2 separate regions of the Homo sapiens genome follow, and region 1 is linked to region 2. A link is a loop called in an ENCODE intact Hi-C map of the cell type or tissue named here. Cell type or tissue: heart right ventricle. All regions are shown on one strand. Links, peaks and the distances in the headings refer to the core of each region. The heading gives the core; the rest is flanking DNA. Region 1 has its middle 70 kb from the start of ACSL3. Region 2 holds the start of LOC105373903 (a long non-coding RNA gene).

Region 1 (12,605 bases), core at 3,164-11,163, 56 kb before region 2:
AAAATTTTTTTAAATGGAACATCTATTTAGGGCAGCTCCATTATAATCTTACGGGACCACATTGTATATAGATGCAGTTCATCTTTGAGCAAAACATCATGATTTGACACATGATTTACTTTAAAGCAAGTAAATGACTGATATAGTAATAGGCAGAAAGTTGGTCATTGAATGGCTAGAGCTTTTCCTAAAAAAAAAAAAAAAAAAAAATACAAGGCCAAGAACTGGCTTTTAAATTTTTCAAATACTTTCTTTCAGAAACAATAATAGGGCAATTCTTTGCCAAAGGCAGACGGCATCAAGTTCAAAAGGAATAAAGACTTAATGGCTATGCCCCCTAGAGTCAAAGAAGATAAGCTGCAGGAAAGATTATTTTGGGGGAGGAGGAAGTTTAGGGGAAAGATAGTGACCCTTTTACATTTATTATGGTAGCATTATCTTCAGCAAATAAATGTCATCTGCATTTATTTGCTGAGGGTTCAGAGACCCTGGCAGCAGTCACAGAAATCCGTTCTAACAAGATTAAACATTCTCAAAAATAATTTCTCAAGTGTGGAACCTAGGCGGTCTTCCCCTTAACATTAGGTATAGGTTCTGCTTGTCGGGCTCCTGTTTTTCATCTTTTACTGTAGGAAAAAAATTCCAAAATTTCTTTGACACATGAAGAGCAGATTTGAAAAGCTGCAGTTCATCTGAAGTGTTTTAGGTACAGCAGAGGAGGCACCCTGGGGCCTGATTATTGGGTATTGTGGGAGCAGCTCATCGTCTCTCTGGCTCAGCAGGCTCACACCACTGCCTGTCAGTGCCCAGGATGACAACTCACTGCAAAGAGCCAAGGGCCCCCTCCTGGGAACAGTCAGCTCCCGGAGGCTTGGGTCTGTTTCTTCTGCAGCTGGACATTCACATCCAGTACAGTGTTTACAACAGAGATAGCACTCAATAAATATTTGTTGAGTGATGAACAAATGTATGCATGTCAGCTCTTGGGCAGCAGCCTGGAATCACTTCTGAGGTTTTTGGTTCAGGATCTATACTGACTTTTCCAGGATGTCCTTTGATCGCTGGGTGTTGACTTCTGCAGTGCAAATGTGGTAAATGAGTCCTTCCTCAGAGCAATTCTCAGGCATGAGGAGGTACAGCAGGCCGCTGTGAGGAAGTTTTAGCTGTGAACATCATGCCTTTCTGTTCCTGGGACTGGCCACAGTTCCAAGAAACATCTTAGGCAGTTTTCCAACATGGCGAGGTTGATGTCTTCACTGTCATTTCATTTATGGTGCAAAAGAAAAGTAGCCAGGACATCACCCTGAGACTGAGACCTTTGGAGCCACAGAGGGATATTTTCTGGAGACAGGAAGGCTCTCTAGAGTCATTGTCAAAAGGCAGTTTGTTATTATAAGTTCTTGTCAAAGATTGCCTAGAATTTGTACGTTATACATAACCCAGAAAAGAAAACACAACATCCAGTTTGTATCAAACAAAGGGCAGCTAAAAACTGGCTTTTCATTTGTCAGAGTGCTAAGTATCCTGTGGATTTATCCTCAGAACAAAGTTCTGCTTATACTGCAAATATTTATTCTAGTAACAATGAGTACAGCAGGATATAGGGCCGTAGAATAGTTTGCACAGTGGAACTTTATTTGAAGAAGTGGGGCATGTCCAGGTAAAGTTTGCATATGATAGCAGATTTTCCAATCACGTATTTCCCTTTCCCTCTGGACAAGGTGACATTTGGGGGGAAGTGTGGTAAAATTTGGGACAGGCAAGGTTGCCTTTTAATCTTTAATGAAGGTGCCTTGAAAATGGCCTAATTCTGGTTGCTTGTAGGTATCACTGACTGACAGGTTTACAGAATGTCCCACAGATATACTATGCCCCTGACAGCCCAGGAGACAGGGATGTTCCTAAGCCCCAAATATCAAGAGTGAAGGCTGCTCTTTGGATACGTGCTAATGCAATCCTAAAACAGGGGGAAAAGAAAAAGGAAAAGAAGAAAAGGGGGAATGTGGAAGCAAGAAAAAATAAAATTAGCTGGGCGTGGTGGCGTGTGCCTGTAATCCCAGCTACTTGGGAGACTGAGGCAGGAGAATCTCTTGAACCTGGGAGGCAGAGGTTGCAGTGAGATGAGATTGCACCACTGCACTCCAGCCTGGGTGAAAAAGTGAGACTCTGTCTCAAAAAACAAAAACAGACAAAAATAAAAAACATAAGAAAGAGAAAGAATGAGGAGCACTTAGAAAAGGAAGCGGAGTTCATTAGTTCATTGGGGAGGGGAATAAAGGCTTATGGAGGAAAGTGTCAGCAGCTGAGGTCCAAATAGCACAAAAAAAGAATTTGGCAGGGAAAGGGGGCACTCAGACAGCATTGTGTTTGGTGTTTGGGTACTTTGTAATGGAAAAGCAGGCTGTAGCCTGAGGCCCAAGATCAGGTCAGGCTAGGGAACAAAGGCAGCATGTAATGGGTATGGTGAGTCAGCATGAACCCAAATCTAGATTGACAGTAGAGGTCAAATTCAGGGAAGAAGGCAAATGACCCCAAAGACCCAGATATGTCTTCTGGAAAAAGACAGCTTGGTCCAATGCAAAGACCCAGATGCAGAAACATTGCAATAGTGTCAAACGTGAGCCAGCATGGACAGCAAAGACGATCCCCTGCTACCGCAGTCTGAGTCTGTTCAGAGAGGAGACAGTGGCCAAACTGACTTGATCCCAAACCAGCCTCTGTCGTGGCAGGCACAGTCATTGAGTTGTGAATATGATGGAAAACACTCAAAGACTCACCAAAGTAGAGAAATATGGGGATCTCCAGCAGATAACTCCTGGCAAGGTAGAAGAGAGGCAAAATAATGTTGAGTAAGACAGACGTGTCCCTGCTCCACCATATGCCAGCTGCGTGGGCTTGTCCAGTTCCCTTCTCCTCTCCAATCCTCTCCTTCTTTACCTGAAAAACGTGATCATTTGGGGGCTCATCTTTGGCCAGCATGCACTGGAACAACAGCCACCGTGCTTGTTTATAGCTGGTGTTCAATCTGACTAGTCAGTGCTCAAACATACCACTTGTTAAATGTTTCTAGTTTCAATCACTCTGGTGATAATAATGTCCACTTCGTGGAGTTCATTTGAGGACTCTAAGTAATATGCATAAAGCATGCTGCACATTGCCTGACACTTAGATAGTAGCCGTTATTATTTTATTAAAATAGTTATCAATGTTGCTAACTGTTGTGAACTAAATTGTGTCCTTCCCCCACCCCCTGTCAAATTCATATGTTGAAGCCCTAATCCCTGATTTGACTATACAGGTGCTCCTAATTTTTAGATGTGGTTACGCTCTAATAAAACCATTGTAAGTTGAAAATGTAAGTCAAAAGTGCATTTAATACACCTAATCTACTGTACGTCATAGCTTAGCCTAACCAATCTTAAACCTGCTCAGGATACTTTCATTATCCTACTGTTGGGTGAATCATCTAACACAAAGCCTATTTTATAATAGTGTCGAATATCTCATGCAATGTATTAAATACTGTCCTGAAGGTGAAAAACAGAATGGGTGTATGGGCACTCGAAGTATGGTCTCTATTGAATTTGGATCTTTCCCACCACATGAGGTTAAAAAATCATAAGTCAAACCATTGTAAGTTGGAGACCTTCTGTATCTGGAGATAGGGTCTTAAGGAGGTAATTAAGGTTAAATGAGGTCACAAGAGTCAGGCTCTGATCTGATAGAATTAGTGTCCTTATAAAAAGAGACCCCAGCTGGGCATGGTGGCTCATGCCTGTAATCTCAGCACTTTGGGAGGCCAAGGCTGGCGGATCACGAGGTCAGGAGATCAAGACCATCCTGACTAACATGGTGAAACCCCGTCTGTAATAAAAATACAAAAAATTAGCCAGGCGTGGTGGCGGGCGCCTGTAGTCCCAGCTACTCGGGAGGCTGAGGCAGGAAAATGGTGTGAACCTGGGAGGCGGAGCTTGCAGTGAGCCAAGATCGTGCCACTGCACTCCAGCCTGGGCAACAGAGTGAGACTCCGTCTCAAAAAAAAAACAAGAAGAGACCCCAGAGAGCTCTATCTCTATCCTCTCATGCACACAGGAAATGCCAGGTCCACGTGAGGACAGGATGAGAAGGCGGTGGTCTGCAAGCCAGGAGGAAAGGCCTCACCAGAAACCGGCCCTGCTGGCACGTTGATCTCGAACTTCTGGCCTCCAGACCTGTGAGAAAATAAATCTGTTGTTTAAGACATCCAGTCTATGGTATTTTCTCATAGCAGCCCAAGCTGACTAAAACACTGATTGATTTACATTTGTAGACAAAAGACCTTGTAGGTGCTGCTGGCAAAATAATAGACTTTTTTGTGCCCCACAATTTAGACTTGGAAATACTCTGAATAAGATTTTATTTTATTCTGCCTCACTTAAGCAGAGATGGAGTGTGTCTTCTGACCTATGGATAAAAGGCAGGACAATCACATAAAGAATTCTGCAGGGGTCAGAATATCTAGGAGGGAGCCTCGTGACCTTACATAATCCACATCATGACCTCACCTTTCTCCTTGGGAACAACAGGATGGTCTGTCACCAGGTGGCAAATCTTGTTTTGTTTCTGTGGAGCTCAAAATAACATGTCGGAATATACTTATGTACATTAGGTTGGTGCAAAAGTAATTGTGGTTTTTGCAATTACTTTTAATGGCAAAAACCGCAATTACTTTTGCACAACCCAATAACATATCTCTGGAAGTAAACACAAGAAACTGGTAATAAACTGTCTTCAGAGGGAGAATTGAGGATAAACATGGCATTTTTTTTTTACAATGTTTCTGCACTTTATGCTTTAAGGGAAATATTTCTTCATTTAAAAAAAAAACTGGTTTACAGTATTTCTTTTTATACCTCTTGAATTTTGATTGACCATGCTCAGACATAACATTTTAGTGAAGAAGGAGGAGGAGGAGGGTAGAGCATCTTTATTTTGGAAATAAAGAGAAAATGATGGCTTCCAGAAAGTGACATAGCAATTTTTATCACGGGTTTGCGTTTTGGGATTCTTAACCACTAACAGGGAATCTTGTTTTTGGAAGAGCAATAGATTTAAAAGGAAGAGAATAACAGTTACTTCTCTGCACCATGGATGACCTGCTGTCCTGCCCAGACCCCACAAAGCTCCACTGTCCTCCTAATCCTTCAAACATCCTCACGCCATCTTCATTGACTTGACGTGTTCTGTCGAAATACTCATTTCTTTTTTGCATTTGCATGTCTCTGGGGAGACTTGTGCTGAATCCACACATTCTCTGCTCTAAGACAGACAGATCTGGACTGGAAAGGCGAGGAGAGACTGTGACTAGCCGGAAGAATCTTCCGGTCAAAGCCAAGGTCCAGCTTTCCAGCTATTGATTGGTGTGCTGTGAGAGGCCAGTGGGTTAGTCTGCGGGGAAGGAGCAAGAGCTTAGAAACTCCTCTTTTCAGACTAACTTAGGATGGTGTTTGGCCTCGATCCTAATACTTGTCAGACAGGGCCTGTGATGAATTAAATGAATGCCCAAGGAAGCCGTGAACATTAGGAAATTGTGTTTAATCCGCTGCAACTGTTAAAGACTTGGCAAATGTTTCCACGGACACACAGTTGGGAGCACACAGCGTCCAGGCTCCGTGTCCCTGTCAGTGGCAGTGGTTTTGTTCTGTACACTTCAGCTTGAATGAGGCAACCAGCTAAGGCACCGAGTGTCCTACTTACAATGAGGAAGGAAGGGCTTGGGCCTGAAGAAAGACAGAGGACGGCCCCCACCAAGGGCTGGCTGTGTTTGTCTCATTTCCTTCAAATCCTGTCCCTGAGTAGAAGTATTCATGAGGAAATTCCTCATCTCTGTTTTTATATTTAACATATTAAAATAGAAGTATGGACGAGGAACAAAAAAGCAACATACTTTCAAATACCACTTGTAAGGAAATACTTCTGAAGTTAATTTCAGGGGCACTTTTTTTAGTGGGAAAACATGACCTTTCAATTTTACGAAATGGAAGATAGGATGAAACTAGAATTCTCTAAGACTGACTTTGAAATTAAAATATGGTGAACTTCATTAGTTTCGAATAAATTGTGCTAATTTAACTTCTTTAAGAAAACATCAGATTAGAAATGTTAAAGAAATATAGTTTGGGGTTTTTTGCTTTTGAATATATCTAGGGGTAGTAAGTAAACATTTTCTTTCTTCTTCACATGACTAGATAAATGAGAGTAGATTATTTCTAAGTAAAGTTTTTCTTTTAAAGTTCTAAAACATTTGTTTTCCAAATGATTTGAGCAAGGTCAAAAAATATAGCTTCCTTATATTCCTATTAAATGGTTTGATTTTCCTCAAGACCCCACCCTACTGGGGACACTTAGGTGGGGGAAGCTGGAGGTGGAGATGGAGTGTATTTATTCACTGGGGCTGCCACAGCGAAGTACCGCACACTGGGAGTCTTAAACAACAGATTTTTATTTTCTCATAGTTCTGGATGCTAGAAGCCCAAGGTCAATGTATCAACAGGTCTGGTTTCTCCTGAGGCCTCTCACCTTGACTTGCACGTGGCTGCCTTCTCGCTATGTCCCCACACGATCTCTCCTCTGCATCCACACATCCCTGCTATTTCTTTCTGTGGCTGAATTTCCTCTTCTCATAAGGACACCAGTCAGATTGGATAAAAGCCCACCCTAAAGATCTCATTTTCACTTAATCACGTCTTTAAAGGCCCTATCTCTAAATATAGTCACATTCTTTTTTTTTTTTTTTTTTTTTTTTTGGGATGGAGCCTTTCTCTGTGTCCTAGGCTGGAGTGCAATGGCACGATCTCGGCTCACTGCAGCCTCCGCCTCCTGAGTTCAAGTGATTCTCCTACCTCAGCCTCCCGAGTAGTTGCGATTACAGACTTGCACCACCACACCAGGCTAATTTCTGTATTTTTAGTAGAGACGGGGTTTCACCATGTTGACCAGGCTAGTCTCAAACTCCTGACCTCAGGTGATCCTTCCTCCTCGGCCTCCCAAAGTGCTGGGATTACAGGCAGGAGCCACCGCACCTGGCCTAAATATAGTCACCTTCTGAGGTAGCTTGGCATATGAATTTTTCAGAGGACACAGCTTGGGCCACAGCAGGGGAAACAGCTAAGACTCAGACCAGTTTATTCCAATTCTATTATTTAAACAGTTCCTGTAGACAAATGCTGGGTCCCTCAAGGTCTCTTCCTCTTCTCCTTCTGCCTGCTCCTCTCCAACATGGCCTCTGGGGTTACTGGGGTGTATGTGGTTTATACCAGGGGTCCCCAACCCCTGGGCCTTGGACAAGACTGGTCCATGGCCTGTTAGGAACTGGGCTGCACAGCAGAAGGTGAACGATGGGCAAGTGAGCATTACCTTCTGAGCTCTGCTCCTGTCAGATCGGTGCCAGCACTAGATTCTCATAGGAGGCCAACACTATTGTGAACTGTGCACATCAGGGATCTAGGTTGTGTGCTCCTTATGAGAGTCTAATGCCTGATGAACTGGAGCAAGTTTCATCCTGAAGCCATTCCCCTGCCACCGTCTGTGGAAAAATTGTTTTCCATGAAACCAGTCCCTGTTGCCTAAAAGCTGGGGGACCGCTGGTTTACAGGACCGTGGGTTGAATGATGACCCATGCTTGTCTGCTGGATCCACACTGATCTCCACAGAGGGACTGGTCTCCTTCCTGGTCTGCTTGAGAGCTGAGATGTTCCTGATCCCATGGCTTTGAGGAAGATCCGCTGGTTCCTCTAGCTGGCACCTGTGGTGCTGGTATCCCTGGTCTTGGGATCCCCATCTGCTGACCCAGGCCCCTGCTGGTCCACTGCACACTCAGAACGGCCACGACCTCCCTTCCAAGCATACGAGGAGGTCTCATTCCTGTGTGTGCCAGGTTTTGGGGAAAAGGACCACTGCTTCAGGCTTACCTAGCCCCTGGCTTCTCACGGCACCTGCCCACCATCATCTCATGCCGAGTTACACAGTCCCAACTTACAGACCTGCAGCTTCAGTTCTCCTGGGGGCCTGAGATGCTCTGGTTCCCCCAGATCTAGCTGAGTCCTTCTCTCTCTCTTTCTCCTGTCACTCATCACACACATACACACACACACACACACACACACACACACACACACGCATGCACACACAGTGGCCCTCAGGCAGAAGCAGGTAGAAATCTTTGTTTGAACTTCTCTGCTTTCCCTTTTGCTCTCTTCTTCTACTTGCCAGATGTGGGTTTCACTTTCCCTTCATCATATCCTCCTAGCCATAAAAAGTGGAAAACAATGACATATTGGTTTTTAAAAGTTTTAAAAGTGAAAGGACTTCTTTTTTATTTTTAAGAAAGAAACTCCATTGTCCAGGCTTAGTTCTTGATACATAACTTTAATAACTAAGTTAGTAATCCTTGCTCTCACTCCTACACCCTCTCTCGAGTCTGACAGTCAAGCCTATGGTGTTGTTGCATTTGATGCAGTTTTTTTAATTTGAGTCAAATCTGAGAAGTAACTGAGTTGCTCTACTGAATATTTGCCTTTTACCTAAAGTCCTGAAATGTCTTGTTTCAGTGGGTGAGAAGCCCACGGGAAATAAAGTTTCTAGGAGATGAATTCATACTTCACAAGAGTATCTTCCTTACATTCATTTGTGAAGTCCATGTGTATATCCCAACTGGAACAGGATTCTGAGCTCTGACTGGTGCTTTTGCAATTGCATCCCTGCTTTAAAATGCTCCAGTGATGCGGCCTTTGACGGGTTACTTAAACTTTTGAAGCCTAATCTTCATCTGTAACATAGGGAAAATAATACCATACCAATAAAATTATTGCGACGATTACATAAAATAATGCTTGCAAGTCCCAGATACCTTGTCAGCATTCTATAAATATGAATAATTATTATGGAAAACAGCTACTCCACTGAACATGGTGGCTCACGCCTGTAATCCCAACTCTTTGGGAGGCCAAGGCTGGAGGATCACTTGAGCCCGTTGAGCCCAGGGGTTCGAGATCTCACCATGTTGCCTGGGAAACATAAGGAGATCCTGTCTCTACACATTTTGTTTTTTTACGAATTAGCCAGGCATGTGGTTCTTGCCCGTGGTCCCAGCTACTTGGGAGGCTGAGGGTGATATGGGAGGATCTCTTGAGCCCAGGTGATCAAAGCTGCAGTGAGCTGTGATTGTGCCATTGCACTCCAGCCTGGGTAATAGAGTGAGACCCTGTCTCAAAAAAAAAAAAAAAAAAAAAACAAAGAAAAGAAAAGAAAAAAAAAATCCCAGCTACTCAAAGCTCTTGCTTCTTAGGAGAGTTTAGAAGATGCAGCTGCGATTGGTAGCGCCTTGAAACAACTGTTCTGGCTCTCTTCCAGCAGCTTCCTAGAGGCTCAGGAATTGGAATTCTTGGTCACCCAAGCAGAGTTCGCCTCTGTTTACTGAGGTCCCCATGTGAATAAATGGAACAAAGTAATCTAGTCAAGGAACATGAGGGAGTGCCACACTATGAAGCCTGAGGCTAAATAACTGGGATGTGATCCTGTGGGGAAAGAATGTGACGCTGGATGGTGGGAAGTCAGGGGGGTTTCACGTCAGACATCAGGCACCTGATTGAGGCCGAAGGTTAGTGACAGCATGGGTTAGAATCTCCTGCCCACGGCCGGGCGCAGTGGCCCACGCCTGTAATTCCAGCACTTTGGGAGGCCGAGGCGGGCGGATCACCAGGTCAGGAGGTTGAGACCATCCTGACTAACACAGTGAAACCCCGTCTCTACTAAAAATGCAAAAAATTAGCCGGGCGTGGTGGCGGGCGCCTGTAGTCCCAGCTACTTGGCAGGCTGAGGCAGGAGAATGGAATGGGCCCAGGAGGTGGAGCTTGCAGTGAGCCGAGATCATGCCACTGCACTCCAGCCTGGGCCACAGAGCGAGACTCTGTCTCAAAAAAAAAAAAAAAAAGAATCCTAGAATCTCCTGCCCACTTCTGAGTCCTCTTGGCTGAGCCTTGCTGCCGAGCGAGCATTAGGATGTCATACACATCACACAGGGTCAGTGTCCTTCCTTATGAGAAGGTAAAGGGGCTCCTGCCAGCTTCATAGCAGGTTTTCAGCCCCAGCCAGGCCTACTTGTCTGGATTCTAGACATTCTGGATTCATTTCAGAGGATGAGAGAAAGCTCAGCTGAATTTAGGGAATCTCGGGAGCAACAGGGCTAGTGACCCACGTCCATGAATATGATATGAGGAGCATCTTGAACCCCTAGGAGAATTGAAGCTGCAGGTTTGTAAGTTGGGGCAAACACAGCCCCAGCATTAACTTTATTGAGGATTAATTTATAGACATTGCAGTGGGGCTTGACAAATTGATACATCTCTTAATCACCACCACAGTCAAGATATAGAAACTTTCTATCATCCCAAAAAGTCCTGACTCTTGTTTGAGAGCCCATCTGTCTACCTGTGCTCCTTCAAAACCATAGCTTTAATTGCCATACCATATAACTCATCCATTTAAAGTGTGTAATTCTGTGGTTTTTAGTATGTTCACAGAGCTGTGCCACCATCATCACAATCAATTTTAGGACATCTTAATCATCCCCCAGAGAAACCCATTACCAGTCATTCTCCATTTCCAGACAACTCCCTTCTCCTTCTCTCCTCCCCAGCCCCTGGCAACCACTAACCTACTGTTTATCTCTAAAGATTTTGCCTATTCTGGGCATCTCATAAAAATGGAATCTTACAATCTGTGACATTTTGTGTCTGGCTTCTTTCACTTAGCATTATGTTTTAGAAGTTTGTTCATGTTGTAGTATGTATCAGAACTTCATTCCATTTTATGGCTGAATAAGATTCCATGGCATGGATATATCACCATTGTCTATCCATAAATCAGTTGATAAATATCTGAATTGCTTCCATCCTTGAGCTATTATGAATAATGCTGCTGTGAACATTTGTGTACAAGTTTCGTGTAGACATATGTGTTCATTTCTCTTGGGTATATACCTAGGAACGGAATTGCCGGGTCATATGGTAACTTCGTGTTCAACATTTTGAGGACCTACTAGATTATTTTCCGTAATGACTGCACCATTTTTGTTTTCCCAACAGCAGTGTATGAGGTTTCCAATTTCCCCACATTCTGGCTAACACGTCTTTATGATCATAGCCATCCTAGTGGATGTGAAGTGGTATCATATGGAAAGGAGGAATGTTGGAACCAATGACCGAAATTATGAAAATTGAGGTAAACAATGTCCCGGGACATTATTTCACTAACATAACGTTGCTAATAATGAGAAAGAAGGAACTAAGAGCAGCAAAAGAGCAAACAATCCTCTCCCTGAATAAAGGAGAAATATTTGAATGTGCCAAAAGAGCTACAGAAAACCAGAACATGTCATCCTCCTCAAACTAGGAGATATTTGCTTAATTAATTTCAGTCAATGCCCTGGATCACTTTGCTTCCTGTTAGTTTAGTCATAAAATGAAACAGGGTACAAAATGTCCTGAAGACTATGTTATACAAATTAAGTGCTTATCTAAGCAGTAAGAATCCATGGCTTTCAAACATTTTTTACCCTTACTCACAGTAAGAAATATATTTTACATCAAAATCTGGAACAGGCCGGGTGCGGTGGCTCACACCTGTAATCCCAGCACTTTGGGAGGCTGAGGCTGGCAGATCACTGGATGTCAGGAGTTTGAGATCTGCCTGGCCAACATGGTGAAACCCCGTCTCTACTAAAAATACAAAAATTAGCCGACATGGTGGTGCACACCTGTAATCCCAGCTACTTGGGAGGCTGAGGCATGAGAATCGCTTCAGCCCGGGAGGTGGATGTTGCAGTAAGCTGAGATCACACCACTGCACTCCAGTCTGGGCAATGGAGTGAGACTCCATTTAAAAAAAAAAATCTGGAAAACACACACATACACACATACACACACACACATGTACACACATACATACACACAGTAATAGAAGTTTTACATTAATTACCTCTACTACAGGGAATGCACTCTGATTTTTTCTTTCTAACCTATTTTATTTTACTATCTTTCTCATTTTTAAAAAATGCTGTTACAGACCCACTATGTTGATTTCATGACTCATTAATGGGTTGCAGTTCACAGTTTGAAAAATATTTATTAAATGGCCTGATGTGCAATGTCCTAATTTCTGAGGCCACACCTGCCTCTGCTGTTGCTGAGAAATCTCGGACCTTGGTCCAATGGAAGCTTTATTCAGCTCAAGCCTACAATAAAAGCTTCTGGAATGTGAACTGGACTTCCCAGCTATGTTTCCAGAGGTTTTCTCCCATCTCCTAGGGGGATGTGGTTTCTAACCCTCCTCTAAATTGCCTGGGAAACCATGGCTCTTGGCAAATCAGGATGGCGTCCTCAGGATAACTGACACCTCCACTCACCCATGTTCTGTTGGTGTTGTTGCCTTTGGACACTACCAAGGTACCAGGATGGGGTCCACCTCCACTTGTGGTCAGAGTTGGCTTGAGCTCTGTCTCCATTCTACTAGACTGGGCTCCCTTCTGGTTCTACAGCTGACCCTGGCATCCCTGCTTGACTACCTTA
Region 2 (12,605 bases), core at 2,302-10,301:
CCGCCTTTGATTTAAATCTGCAGTTTGTTTCCATCCAAGCCCAGACCAGGTGGTGATGTACCTTATCTTCACCATCCCCTCCCCCACTCTTCTTTTTGTGACTTTTTAATTTGAGCTTTATCAGGATTTCGGCTTTTTTTTTTTTTTTTGGAGGCAGGGTCTCACTCTGTTGCCCAGGCTGGAGTGCGGTGGCGTGATCACGGCTCACTGCAGCCTGGACATCACAGGCTCAAGTGATCCTCCCACCTCATCCTCCCAGGTAGCTGGGACCACAGCAATTCCACTCCTAGCTATGTACCAAAGAGAATTGAAAAGAAATATTCACAGAAAAATTTGTACATGAATATTCATAGCAACGTTATTCATAATTACCAAAAAGTGGAAGCAGCTCAGATGCCCATCAGCCGATGAATAGGTAAACAAAATGTGGTACATTTACACAATGGAATCTTATTCAGTCATAAAAAGGAATGAGGGACTCATCATGCTGCAACATGGATGAACCTTGAAAACATGAGGAGCCTCAGGACCGATGCTTCTGCTTCCTACCAAGACTCACCTGGTTCTCCAGCTCCCACACAGCCTTCCGAGTCAATACTGCCTGGCCTTAGTCTCTGAAAAATAAATATTTGATAAAATATTGGTACTGGATTCATGTGCTGCTCCTGGAGAAATTTACCTGCAATGTGAAATTCTGTAGGCATCATGGTACAGTGGGATGGTGTGATGGTGAGTCAGGGAGGAAGATAAGGAAACCTGAGTGCAATAGTTTGGATGTTTGATCTCTCCAAATCTCATGTTGAAATTTGATTCCCAGTGTTGGAGGTGGGGTCTAATGGGAGGTGTTTGGGTCATGGGGCAGATCCCTCATGAATAGATGATTGCCCTCCCTGTGTGTGGGCGGGGCAGTGAGTGAGTTCTCACTCTATTCGTTCTCACCAGAGCTGGTTGTTAAAATGAGCCTGGTGCCTGCCCCATCTCTTGCTTCCTCTCTGGCCATGTGGTTTCCACACACACCAGCTCCCCTTCACCTTCCGCTATGAGTGGGGAAGCTCCGTAAAATCCTCACCAGAAGTAGATGCTGGCACCATGCTTCTTATACAGCCTGCAGAACCATCAGCCAAATAAACCTCTTTTCTTTCTTTTTTTTTTCTTATTGTTTTTTGAGACAGATCTTGCTCTGTCACCCAGGCTGGAGTGCAGTGGCACAATCTTGGCTCACTGCAACCTCTGCCTCCTGGGGTTCAAGTGATTCTCATGCCTCAGCCACTCAAGTAGCTGGGATTACAGGCATGTGCCACCATGCCTGGCTAATTTTTGTATTTTTAGTGGAGATGGAGTTTCACCATGTTGGCCAGACTGGTCTTGAACTCCTGGCTTCAAGTGATCCACCTGTCTCGGCCTCCCAAAGTGCTAGGATTACAGGTGTAAGCCACTGTGCCAGGCCAACCTCTTTTCTTTATAAATTACCCAGCCTCAGATATTCCTTTACAGCAACACAAAAACAGACCAAGATACTGAGTATCTGCAGAACTGTCACTACTAAGCTGGGTGGCCTTGGCCAAATCACTCAACTGCTCTAGGTCTCATTTTCCTGAAACACAAGAGAATGAGTCTACATGCACATTTCTTAATATTGTTGGCATCAAGGACAGCTTTGAAAATCTGATGAAATAAATCTATAGACTCATCTGCTCAGAAAAATGCATATTGTGCCTAAATATTGAAACCACCTTTGCAAAATTGTGACTGAGACAGTGAAAGAGGTCCAATTTAAACGACTCCATCTTGCCTCTAACCTCCAAGCTGTCCTTGTTCATTCCTGGACATAAGCTGAACTAATTTTGGGAGGAACTTAGTTTATAGTTTAAAACAAAGAGAGGATAATAGCCCTTTCCCGTAACAAACTTCCTTCTTGCCTGGGGACTAAACTACTAACATTCGCCACAAGATTAGAAATTATGGTTTACTAGTCACATAGCTGGGCACTACAAGATTCTGACCCTCCCTAAACTGCTCCTAAGATCAGTTTAGGGATGTTTTGCAGACTCTACCCTTGATGTATCAACCAGCACCACCCAGATCAAGAAACCAACCCATCTGACCTTGTGACCCCCCCACCCAGGAAATGACTCAGCACAAGAAGACAGGGACGCCCCATGATTTCACCTTTGACCCAACCAATCAGCACTCCCCAACTCACTGCCCCTCCCCTCCCACCAAATTGTCTTTAAAAACTTTGATCCCCAAATGTTGGGGGAGATTGATTTGAGTAATAATAAAACTCCAGTCTCCTGCTCAGCCGGCTCTGCATTAATTATCCTTTCTCTATTGTGATTCCCGTCTTGAGAAATCGGCTCTGTGTAGGCAGTGGGTAAGGTGAACCCATTGGGCGGTATTTTTTGTATATCTGAAAGGGACAAAACTATGAAAATATAGGTGACAAACATTACTCATCTTTTCACATTCTGAAGAAGATACTGTATTTGCTCTACTTTCCTCAGGATCTTTGTTAAACAGATCAGGAACTTGTAGAGAGGAGAACTGGACGTAACAAGAGAGGCTGGATTGATTTACCTAAGAAAGGTCAGGGCGCTGATGTAGAAGGTAAGAATAGATCTGGGGTAGATAAAATGGACTTCATCAAAATTACAAAAGTGAAAAACAACCCATGGAAAGAGAGAAAATATTCACACGTCATTTATCTGACAACGGACTTGTGTCCAGACTATGTGAAGAGCTCTTACTAACTCAACAATTAAAAGACAAATAACTAAATTTAAAAATAGGCAAAGAATTTGAAAAGACATATCCCCAGTGAAGGTAGCCAAAAAGCTCATGAAAAGATATTCAGTCTCATTAGTCTGATTTGCCGTTAGGGAAATGCAAATCAAAACCCACAATGAGATACCACTTTACATCAACTAGGATGGCTAGTATAAAAAAGATAGACAATAACAAGTGTTGGTAAGAATGTAGAGAATTAGAACCCTCACACATTGCTAGTGGGAATGTAAAAGTGATTCAGCTACCCTGGAAAATAATTTGTCAGTTCCTGAAAAAGCTAAACATGACCTAGCAATTCCACTCCTAGCTATGTACCAAAGAGAACTGAAAAGAAATATTCACAGAAACATTTGTACATGAATATTCATAGCAATGTTATTCATAATTACCAAAAAGTGGAAGCAGCTCAGATGCCCATCAGCCGAGGAATGGGTAAACAAAATGTGGTACATTTACACAATGGAATCTTATTCAGTCATAAAAAGGAATGAGGGACTCATATCATGCTGCAACATGGATGAACCTTGAAAACATGATGCTAAAGGAAAGAAGCCAAGCATAAAAGGTTGTATTATTTCATTTATGTAAAATGCCAAGAACAGGGAAATCTATAGAGACAGACAGTAGATTAGTGGTTGCCTGAGGCTGGAAGGATGGAACAATGGGGATGCACTGCTAATGGGCACAGGTTTCTTTATGGGGTGATGAAAACGTTCTGGAATTGGTGATGGTTGCACAGTCTTGTGACTATACTAAAAATCACTGATTTGTAGCCTTTGAAAAGTTAAATTTTAAGGTACATAAATTATATCTCAACAAAAAGAATAGATTTGGGGGCACAGAGGAGAGAGGAAATGAAGATGACAAGGTCCCAGCATAAAGAGTTTTGGGAAGAATGAGAAAAGGCAGCTCAAGATATCTCTGCCTTGATGTGTGAAATGTGGGAGAGATGGGTGGGTAAAGAGGATTTTTAGGAAGCTTGATGTATATTTGGAAGATATTCCCACCTCCTTTCGTTACTTATTCTAGAAACTCCAGAAATTACATAGTTTAAAAAGGATTGTGGAATTGGATGTGTGAGTTTGTGGAATGTGATATTGAACTGGGACTTCCTTGGCTTACACATTCATTCAGTCAGCAAATGTTTATTGAGCATCTACTGAACGTCAGGTCCTGTTCTGTGAACCGTGGGATGCAGCGGTGAATAGGACAGAATGAAGTGTTACCCTCCTGGAACTCATAGTCACGGTGCGGAGCTCTGGCACAGACTTGATGACAAAAGTGAATACATGAGAATTTCAGGTGGTGACAAGTGCTACTAATAAAAAGAAGGTTGAGAAAACCAATAATGAATGACAAGATTCTGAGGGCTACATTTGGGGGAGTTCATGGGTACTTAAAGCCTATAGATTTAGAGACCTTAGATTTAGAATCTTGGATGAGACAATCTCTAAATATCCCTTTTATCTAGAAAAAAAACCCCTGTAACTCATGGATCAGACATGAAAGATGTAAAAGTGACATCTCCAAATTAAAAATAGCTAATATAAAATGTGAGTAATTTGAAAACTGCCAATTTGGAATTTATGCTAATGTAAAGAGGGGCTGGGCTGAGATTTAGTTTTATATTTATCCATAAAAAAGATTTGGCAAAATAAACAATGTTAAAGTCCAACCGCTTAACTAACTCCCTCAGTCAACTCACAGGCATTTCCTGAGGGTCTCCTGTGTCCAAGGAACTGAGATGACACCAAGAGGAGGCACTTGGCAGATGCTAAAACTGGAAGGACCTTGGGTGATGATGTAATAACGACTTCAATCCCTTCACTGTGCAGAGGAGGAAACTGATATTCAGAAGCCCAAGGGATGTGGCCAAGTTTCCACAGTTTGCTAATCACAGAGCTGGGATTACAGTTCAGGTGCCCTAATTCCAGGTTCAGTCAGAAGCATTAATTTGGAAATAATTGTCATGTTAATGGAAGATTGTCTATTTACTAAACCAAGGACCTAGCATCCCCTCTGAAACAGCATATTACTTCTAATTTCTGCTTCTACCCATTAATAATAATGAAACAGTATTTTGTTCATTTTTCCCCCTATTTATTCAGGTTCTTTATGAAACAATACATCACTTCTTAATTCTATTTTATCAGTTAGCAGTAATGATTGGCTGATTTTTTTCTTGCATTCAGCATGATATTCAGAAGCATTAGGAGTAGGAACATCATTTAGATACAGCCCCTGACTTCAAAAAGCTAAAAATCCAGAAGAGAAAATAAGACATGTTCACACATCATTATAATGTAGGGTAGATCTTGATGCCACCATGAGAGAGCCACCATTGACACCAGGTTCCCGAGGAGCCAGGTCACCTCTGCTTGGGTGAAGGGGAAAGCAGGAAAATGTATTCTGACTTTACAAAGCTTTAGAGAAATAAAGTCTGGAGTTCATTAAAAACTGTTCAAATCTTTGGGCAAGGAAAAGCATATAAGCTGCAAGGGAAAAATAAGCAATTTCCTTAAAGCCCCCCAAACAATCATTGTTTAACCACAAGGCACATTTTTTAAATTGGATACTGAGATTTTTAGAAGACTTAAGCAATACTCTGGGCAAATATCTATAACTGCACTCAAGTTGACATCCATTACACCTACACTTAGACTAATGTTAAAACACTTTAAAAAATTCAGTTCCCTCTAAACTGATACCTTTTGCTGTCATGGTTTCAGTTGCAGCTATAATTGTGTAAGGATCTGCTGAAATGACAGCGTTACATGTTTTTAATGAGGCTTGATGGTTTGTGATAGAATAAATACTTCAACATAAAACCAAATTCAATTTTATTAAGTTATAACTTACATACAGTAAAGTGAGGGGGTTTTTTTGGTTTTGATTTTGGTTTTTTGTTTGTTTTAAGACAGGATCTCACTCTGTGACCCAGGCTGGAGTGCAGAGGTATGGTCACAGCTCCCTGCAGCCTCAGGCATCTGGGCTCAAGTGATCCTCCTGCCTCAGCCTCATGAGTAGCTGGAACCACAGACACACACACACACACATGCCTGGCAATTTTTTACAGAGATAGAGTCTATGTTGCCCAGGCTGGTCTTTTTCTTTTTCTACTTCTTTTTCTTTTTTTTTTTTTTTTTTTTTGAGACAGAGTCTCACTCTGTCACCCAGGCTGGAGTGCGGTGGCACGATCTCGGCTCACTGCAACCTCCACCTCCTGGGTTCAAGTGGTTCTCCTGCCTCAGCTTCCTGAGTAGCTGGGATTGCAGGCGCACACCACCATGCCAGGCTAATTTTTGTATTTTTAGTACAGACTGTCTTGAACTCCTTAGACCTGGGCTGAGTAGCTCACACCTATAGTCCCAGCCTCCCAAAGCGCTGGGATTACAGATATGAGTTACTTAGCCCAGCTCTAAGTGTGTTTTGATGAATGGAACACTTTCTGTTGTGATCCTCACAGTTAGCTATTAGCACACTAAAGAGCTGCAAAACTGAACAGAGAGAAGCTGTCTAGGAATCAGTAATAATAGAAACCAAACATTTCAGCACATCCTGTGTGCTCAGGCAGTAGAGTTTGCTATTTACATGAATAACCTCAACTACTTCTTTCATTCCTACAGAAAAGGCACTTTTATAATCCCTACTTTACAGATGGAGAACCTCCAGCTTGGAGAGAAGTTTCTTGGCCAGGGTCACACATCCAGGAAGCGGCTTCCAAACTGGACTCTCCCTGAGCCAGCTCTACTAACTTGGGGGAGAATTTCGTCCCTTTCTTGCCTCTGTCACTAACTGGTTTTGTGATTTGGGGAAATGGATTCATCCTGGAGAAGGCTGGACTAACCCTCTGGTCCCCAGATGCCTCTAGTTCTCTTCCAGATCCCCACCATCCTGGTTCACAAGTGGAAATAAAACATTCTGACCAGTAGTAGCCCCAGGGCTGAAAGTCTCAGACAAACAGCTCTGGAAGTTAAAGAAACAAGCAGAAATGCCACATATGCTGGGACATAGCCCAGATTGCTCCCACGCAAACTCTTCCTTCTTTTTCCCACCCTGAGCAGCTGGCACAGTGGCCAGTACAATGCCATCGAGCAAAGTTCAGGAGGCTAAAGAAACACATGGTGAGGAAGTACATTCGGCCCCAGGCCAGCAGAACAATGTGGCCTCTATCTTCTGTTCTGGCTTCTCTGGTCTTGTCACATCTTCACAAACCATGAACAAAGAGATTTGAGTTGGCTGAGCCACCCTCGTTCTCCTGGCTTACATCACATCACCCCATTCGCTTCCTCCTCCCGCCACCCCCTCTCAGCAATGAAAGTCGACCATTGTCAGGTACGCTCAGAGGAAAGTGTATAATGAGAATGGGGAGCTGGGAATAATAAGGATGCTTATTCTCTGCAGCAGGAGAGTGAGTCTGGAGCCCTAGTTCCAAATTCTGACTCTGCTACCAAATGGCTGTACGGATTGGGGCGCTGAGATTTAAATCTCAATTTCTGCATTTGGAAGATGAGATTAATAATAACTTCAGAATGCTTCTGTGAAAACCAAGAGAGAGAGAATGCACATAAATGCCATAAGTAAATCCCAGAGTATGGCTTCCTGGCATATTTGACTTGACAGCACTGTGAGGAAAGGATTAGATTTGCACAGTGATTTGGGTAAACAGGTAAAGAGGCCCAGAGGGAGTTTTCACTGCTCTGGGACTCTGGTAGCCCTAGAGACTCCTGCTACTCCAGTCCTCTCTTGCTAACCCCCAGGATTGAGGGGTCAAAAATTCATCGCACTTGCAACATCTGTGTGTCAAGGCACACCTCTTCAGGGGCTCCATTATAAACTGTCTTACAAAAGTATGAATTGAATGGAATGATCACATTGATGTGAGTAAATCATTTTACCTCCCTTCACTCAATACTGCCTAATCACTGAGACCACGATATCATTTGTAAAAATAACCCAATGGCATATTCGGACCAATGGTGAGAGTAGGGATGCTTTTGGTTGCAAACATCAGAAAACCAGATTGATCTTGGCTATATTGCTCTTGCATAACAGGGACACCTAAGTTAGTTACTGGTGTTTGTTTGGGATATATCGATGCCAGGGTTTTGGACTGTTGTCTTCATAACTCCTTTGGAATTGCCCTCATGGTTTGCTAAGATGACCACAGACAGCTCCAAAATGATATCATCACACTGTTCAAAAGCAGGATGCAGAATCTTTCTCCTTGTGCACTAACCTCCCATCAGGCAGGAGGAAACATCTAGAAGCCCCTAAGCAGACTCCCTTATATCTCATTGGCCAAAACTAGGTCACATGGGCATTCTTGGCTGAGAGGAAGACAGAGAAAGCAAGTATCCAACTCGTTTAATGGGACACCAGCTGGGGGGATGGGAGGGGGTTTTCTGAGGAGTCAATTACTAGTGTTTGACTAAAGCTATGCAAAGTATTTCTGTTATAACTTAAAAAGAAAAGTCTCATTTCCAGATATTATCCAAACAAACTGACTTCCTATTATTCAAGTATATAAACAAAATTTTAAAAACCAGAGGATCTGCAGTTTCTACAACACCTGCCAACCCTCTACAGACATTTGGCAGCTTGGCCTATAACAGTTTGCTCAGATTTCTTAAAATAGGAATTCCCACTTTCCCCCAGGAAAGTTCCAGGATTCTTTCAAATGTCTCAGGTCTTAAGTCCAAGTTTCCTTTAAATTGCCTTTTCGCCCTAGTGCTTCGACAGTAATCTCACACTGATCACGTCATATAGAGGCTTCTACTACATTTATATCTCAACATCTTCTTGGAAGATAGTCTTTAAAATATGAAGTAGTATTTTTTGTTATTTTAAAGTATAAAATGTCAATATTAAAACCAATAAAAATATTAAAATATATTTTAACATCATCATGGGCATGGATGAATCAATCAAACAGTCCTAGCTTATAATGAAAACCAGCAGTCTTCTGCCTCACCTTCCAATCCTGCTTCCAGCGTCAGTAATTTTCAACTCCTTTTGCTTTTTCTATATGTCTACATTGCATGCTTAAACTGCTGCTTCTTCACTTTTTAATTTTAGACCTCATCTGTTAGCACTCTCCCATGCAACAGGAGGATTTGACTCCCTCGCATTCTTGCACCTATTTTTCTCCTCCACCCATCATCTCCATGTAGTTATGTCACTTTCTTTTTTTAATAAATGTTCCTTTTTACATTACATTCTGTTCTTGTTTTACTGTTGTAAAATTTTATCTTTCCAAAAATATCAATGACCATTTTCTGAAGTTTTCTCCTGCTATCTTCATCTCTCCCATGTTCCTTGTTTGGTATATTCTCTCCTGTTGAAGCCTTTCTTGAAATGTCTGGTGATTCCTGGATGTCCATTACTGTCACTAAAAGCTGAGTGGCAGCTCTGTGTGAAAAGACTGTTGGTGGGCTTCACTATGGTGTGGCAGATGGGGACCTACAGAAATTGGAACCTGGCAGGTCTTCCCTCTTCTGTTGGTCAGTTTCCCCAGAGAGGAACTCACCAGTCTCCCATTGGAGGAATATAAAAGTGGCTGCCTAGGATCATGGGAACCTAGTGTGGGAAGGGGACTAAGGAATTTACCATCTAATAGGAAGTTCCACTGAATCTGCTTTAAGGGCACTTCACCACCCCCATCCCCTTGGTTGAGCCTGGTGTCCCAGAGCTCAGAGGTTCCCTAAAATTTCCAAGAGCAAAGCTCCGGTGCCTATCCAGGTAGAGGGTGACTATGCTCCAGGAACTAGGGCAGGAAATCTGAGAGCCTGACTGCTACTTCAAGGGACTTCCCATTCCTCTCTCTGGATTTTCCCTCCACCCTCAACCTTCAGTTAGGTGGTGCCTTCCATAGCTCAGCTTCTCCCAGGTTCTGCAGTGGGAATCAGCTTACTCCTTACCGGACTTTCCCCTTCAATTCTCTCTGGCATTAAGTTTCTGCCTGTTCTGCTCTGCCAGGTCAGTTTCCACTTGTCCTTCTGTTTTCCATTTTGCAAAATAGTGTTGACATCACTTTCTCCTCTTACTCATCTCCTGTTCTCTTTGGGACTTTCTTACTTTTGACCATTTTTATTCCTTTATTTACGGAGTTTCGGGAAGGAATAAATATTAGTGCAGGCACTCAATTTATGATGTTTAACTGAAAGTAATGAATGTTTAACTTTAGGTGTCTAATTTTAGCTCAGCATATGCCCACCTACCTCTGTGTGTGTGTGTGTGTGTGTGTGTGTGTGTGTGTGTGTATTTAGAGAGTCAAGGCAAAAATTTTTATGTCTTAGGTTAAAGAAAGACTACACTTTCCAGATTTCTTGCAGCTTGCTGCCATGTGGCTAAGTTTAGGCCAATATAATGAAAGTGGAAGTGGTGTGTGCCACTTCTGAGCCTTGGCCTTAACATACAACTCAGTGCTTCTCTGGTCCTTTCCTTCCGTTTTCCCTGTGGGCTGCAATGTGGATGTGGTAGCAGCCAGCTTCAGCTCAACAAAGACAACACCCTAGGGGCTGGTGAACAGCAGGATGGAAAGGACTTGGGTCTCTAAATGAACACGTGAAGCAGAGCCACCCACCATCCTGGACCATTCGCCTCCAGACTATTAGGTAAGAAAGAAATCAGCTTCTTGGTCAGGCCTCTGTAATTTGAGGTTGTTTTGCAGCTGAGCCTGTGCTTTCATGCAACCCTGTTCAATGGCTCCCAAAGTGAGTCTATGGATAAGCTGCATTTCGATTGCCTGGGGCGATTAAAATATTTACCAATCCCAGATGCCACTCTCAGAGATGTTGATTCACTCAGTCTGGGATACAGTGCAGAAATCCTTTCTTTTTTTAACTACCTAGATTTTTCTGATACATTGCCAAGATTATGAAGCACTGACCTTGTCCAATTTACTGAAACATGTGTTCTTTACATTCCCATGTTTTTCTCCCTCCCCATTCATTTTCTCTCCGTTTCCATATTCTCTTCCTGACTCCTTTGCTAAAAGTCAAATGTAAATGTTATTGTAGCAGACAGTTTTGTTTTTCCAGAATCGTTTCACCCTGATTTTCCTTTGGGGAACCCCTTATTTTCTTTTTCTTTTTTTTTTTTTTTTTTTTGAGACGGGGTCTCGCTCTGTCGCCCAGGCTGGAGTGCACTGGCGCAGTCTCAGCTCACTGCAAGCTCCGCCTCCCGGGTTCACGCCATTCTCCTGCCTCAACCTCCAGAGTAGCTGGGACTGCAAGTGCCCACCACCACGCCCGGCTAATTTTTTGTATTGTTGGTAGAGACGGGGTTTCACCGTGTTAGCCAGGATGGTCTCGATCTCCTGACCTTGTGATCCGCCCACCTCGGCCTCCCAAAGTGCTAGGATTGCAGGCATGAGCCACCGCGCCCGGCCGGGGAACCCCTTATTTTCTATACTCAGTCTACATGGTTCAGACAAACCAGCCATCTGCATCGTACCCCTAGCTCTTGAGAGCACACTGAACTGCACAACATAGACCAGGGCAATCAGCATATTCCAACCTCTTGACCGTACTGATGGTTCATAGATGGATAAGTCAGTTTAATGAGACCCAGTCCTAGGGAAAATAAAAGCTATTCTTCCCCAGAGAATGCTGACCCGGTGGGATGTGTGCCTGCAGCTGCTGGTAGCTATCTTACCACCATAAAAGGAGTCTAAGAGTGAAGTCCACACAGTGGAGACAGGAGAGGAGAGACGGTGCAAGACTGCATTCTGATGATAGCATTTGTTTTTTTTTTATTTTTGGTTTTTTGGAGACTGAGTTTTGCTCATCACCCAGGCTGGAGTGCAATGGCATGATCTCAGCTCACTGCAACCTCTGCCTCCTGGGTTCAAGCGATTCTCCTGCCTCAGCCTCCCAAGTAGCTGAGATTACAGGTGTGTGCCACTACACTTGGCTAATTTTTTGTATTTTTAGTAGCGACCAGGTTTCACCATTTTGACCAGACTGGTCTCGAACTCCTGACCTCAGGTGATCCGCCTGCCTCAGCCTCCCAAAGTGCTGGCATTACAGGTGTGAGCCACCGCACCCAGCCCTGATGATAGCATTTGAGTATCTGGATCTGTGCCTAAATCCCTAGACTTTTCAGCATGTAACTCAATTTTTTTTTTAAGGAGGAGAGTGTCCTGACTATTAAGCATATATACATATTAGTATATTTATAATGTTATATTATTTTATTATAATTATATATGCATATATAGCTTATATATAATATAGGTTTATATATACTTATACATCTATACATACACACATTATAATTATAAAATTAACTGTCAAGTTCAAAAACAACACGTTTCTAAGTAAATGAACAGGTAACATTTTAAAGATATTTTCAAAAAGAATAATCATAGATCAACATATCTAATATATCACTCACCTGTTTTAAATAGTATTTAGGCCCAGGTGTGGTGATTCACACCTGTAATCCCAGTCCTTAGGGAAGCCAAGAAGGGAAGATTGCTCGAGGCCAGGAGTTTGAGACCAGCTTGAGCCACATAGCCAGACCCTGTCTCTACAAAAATTTTTAAAAAGTAGGCAGGTGTGGTGGTATGTGTCTGTAGCCTCACCTACTCCAGAGGCTGAAGCAGGAGGATTTCTCGAGCCCAGGGGTTCAAGGTTTCAGTGAGCTATGATCATGCCACTGTACTCCAGCCTGGGCAACACTGTGGGACCCTGTCTCTGAATAAATATATCTAGGGTATTTTCATCTCTGAATTTTCATAAAGCTTATGCAAACAGACCTTTGAACAATTATGCAAATGTCTATGTTACAGTGCCAATTTTCTGGTTACAGTA

The links. Peaks named below come from ENCODE experiments on the same cell type or tissue, not always from the same donor. Only the 100,000 strongest peaks of a DNase experiment are listed, where the experiment ranks them.
Region 1: it touches region 2 in a loop (2.5-fold over the local background); 5 of 110 quality-filtered maps call a loop at or near these places.

What each region holds. Positions count from the first base shown.
Region 1 is chr2:222,785,219-222,797,823 of GRCh38, reverse strand. No RefSeq gene overlaps it. Among named protein-coding and RNA genes, the nearest start is that of ACSL3, 70 kb to the left of the region's middle. RefSeq lists enhancers at 1,416-2,338, 2,339-3,261. In heart right ventricle, for the core only: no CTCF peak of the experiment used is centred there; DNase peaks (open chromatin) are centred at 5,713 and 8,044; H3K4me3 peaks cover 970 bases; H3K27ac peaks cover 3,664 bases.
Region 2 is chr2:222,728,486-222,741,090 of GRCh38, reverse strand. LOC105373903 (a long non-coding RNA gene) reads right to left here and starts at 1,128. Exons shown (of 4, transcript XR_001739904.2): 1 at 560-1,128. RefSeq lists a silencer at 6,707-7,001 and an enhancer at 10,315-10,434. In heart right ventricle, for the core only: no CTCF peak of the experiment used is centred there; DNase peaks (open chromatin) are centred at 4,582 and 6,930; H3K27ac peaks cover 1,005 bases.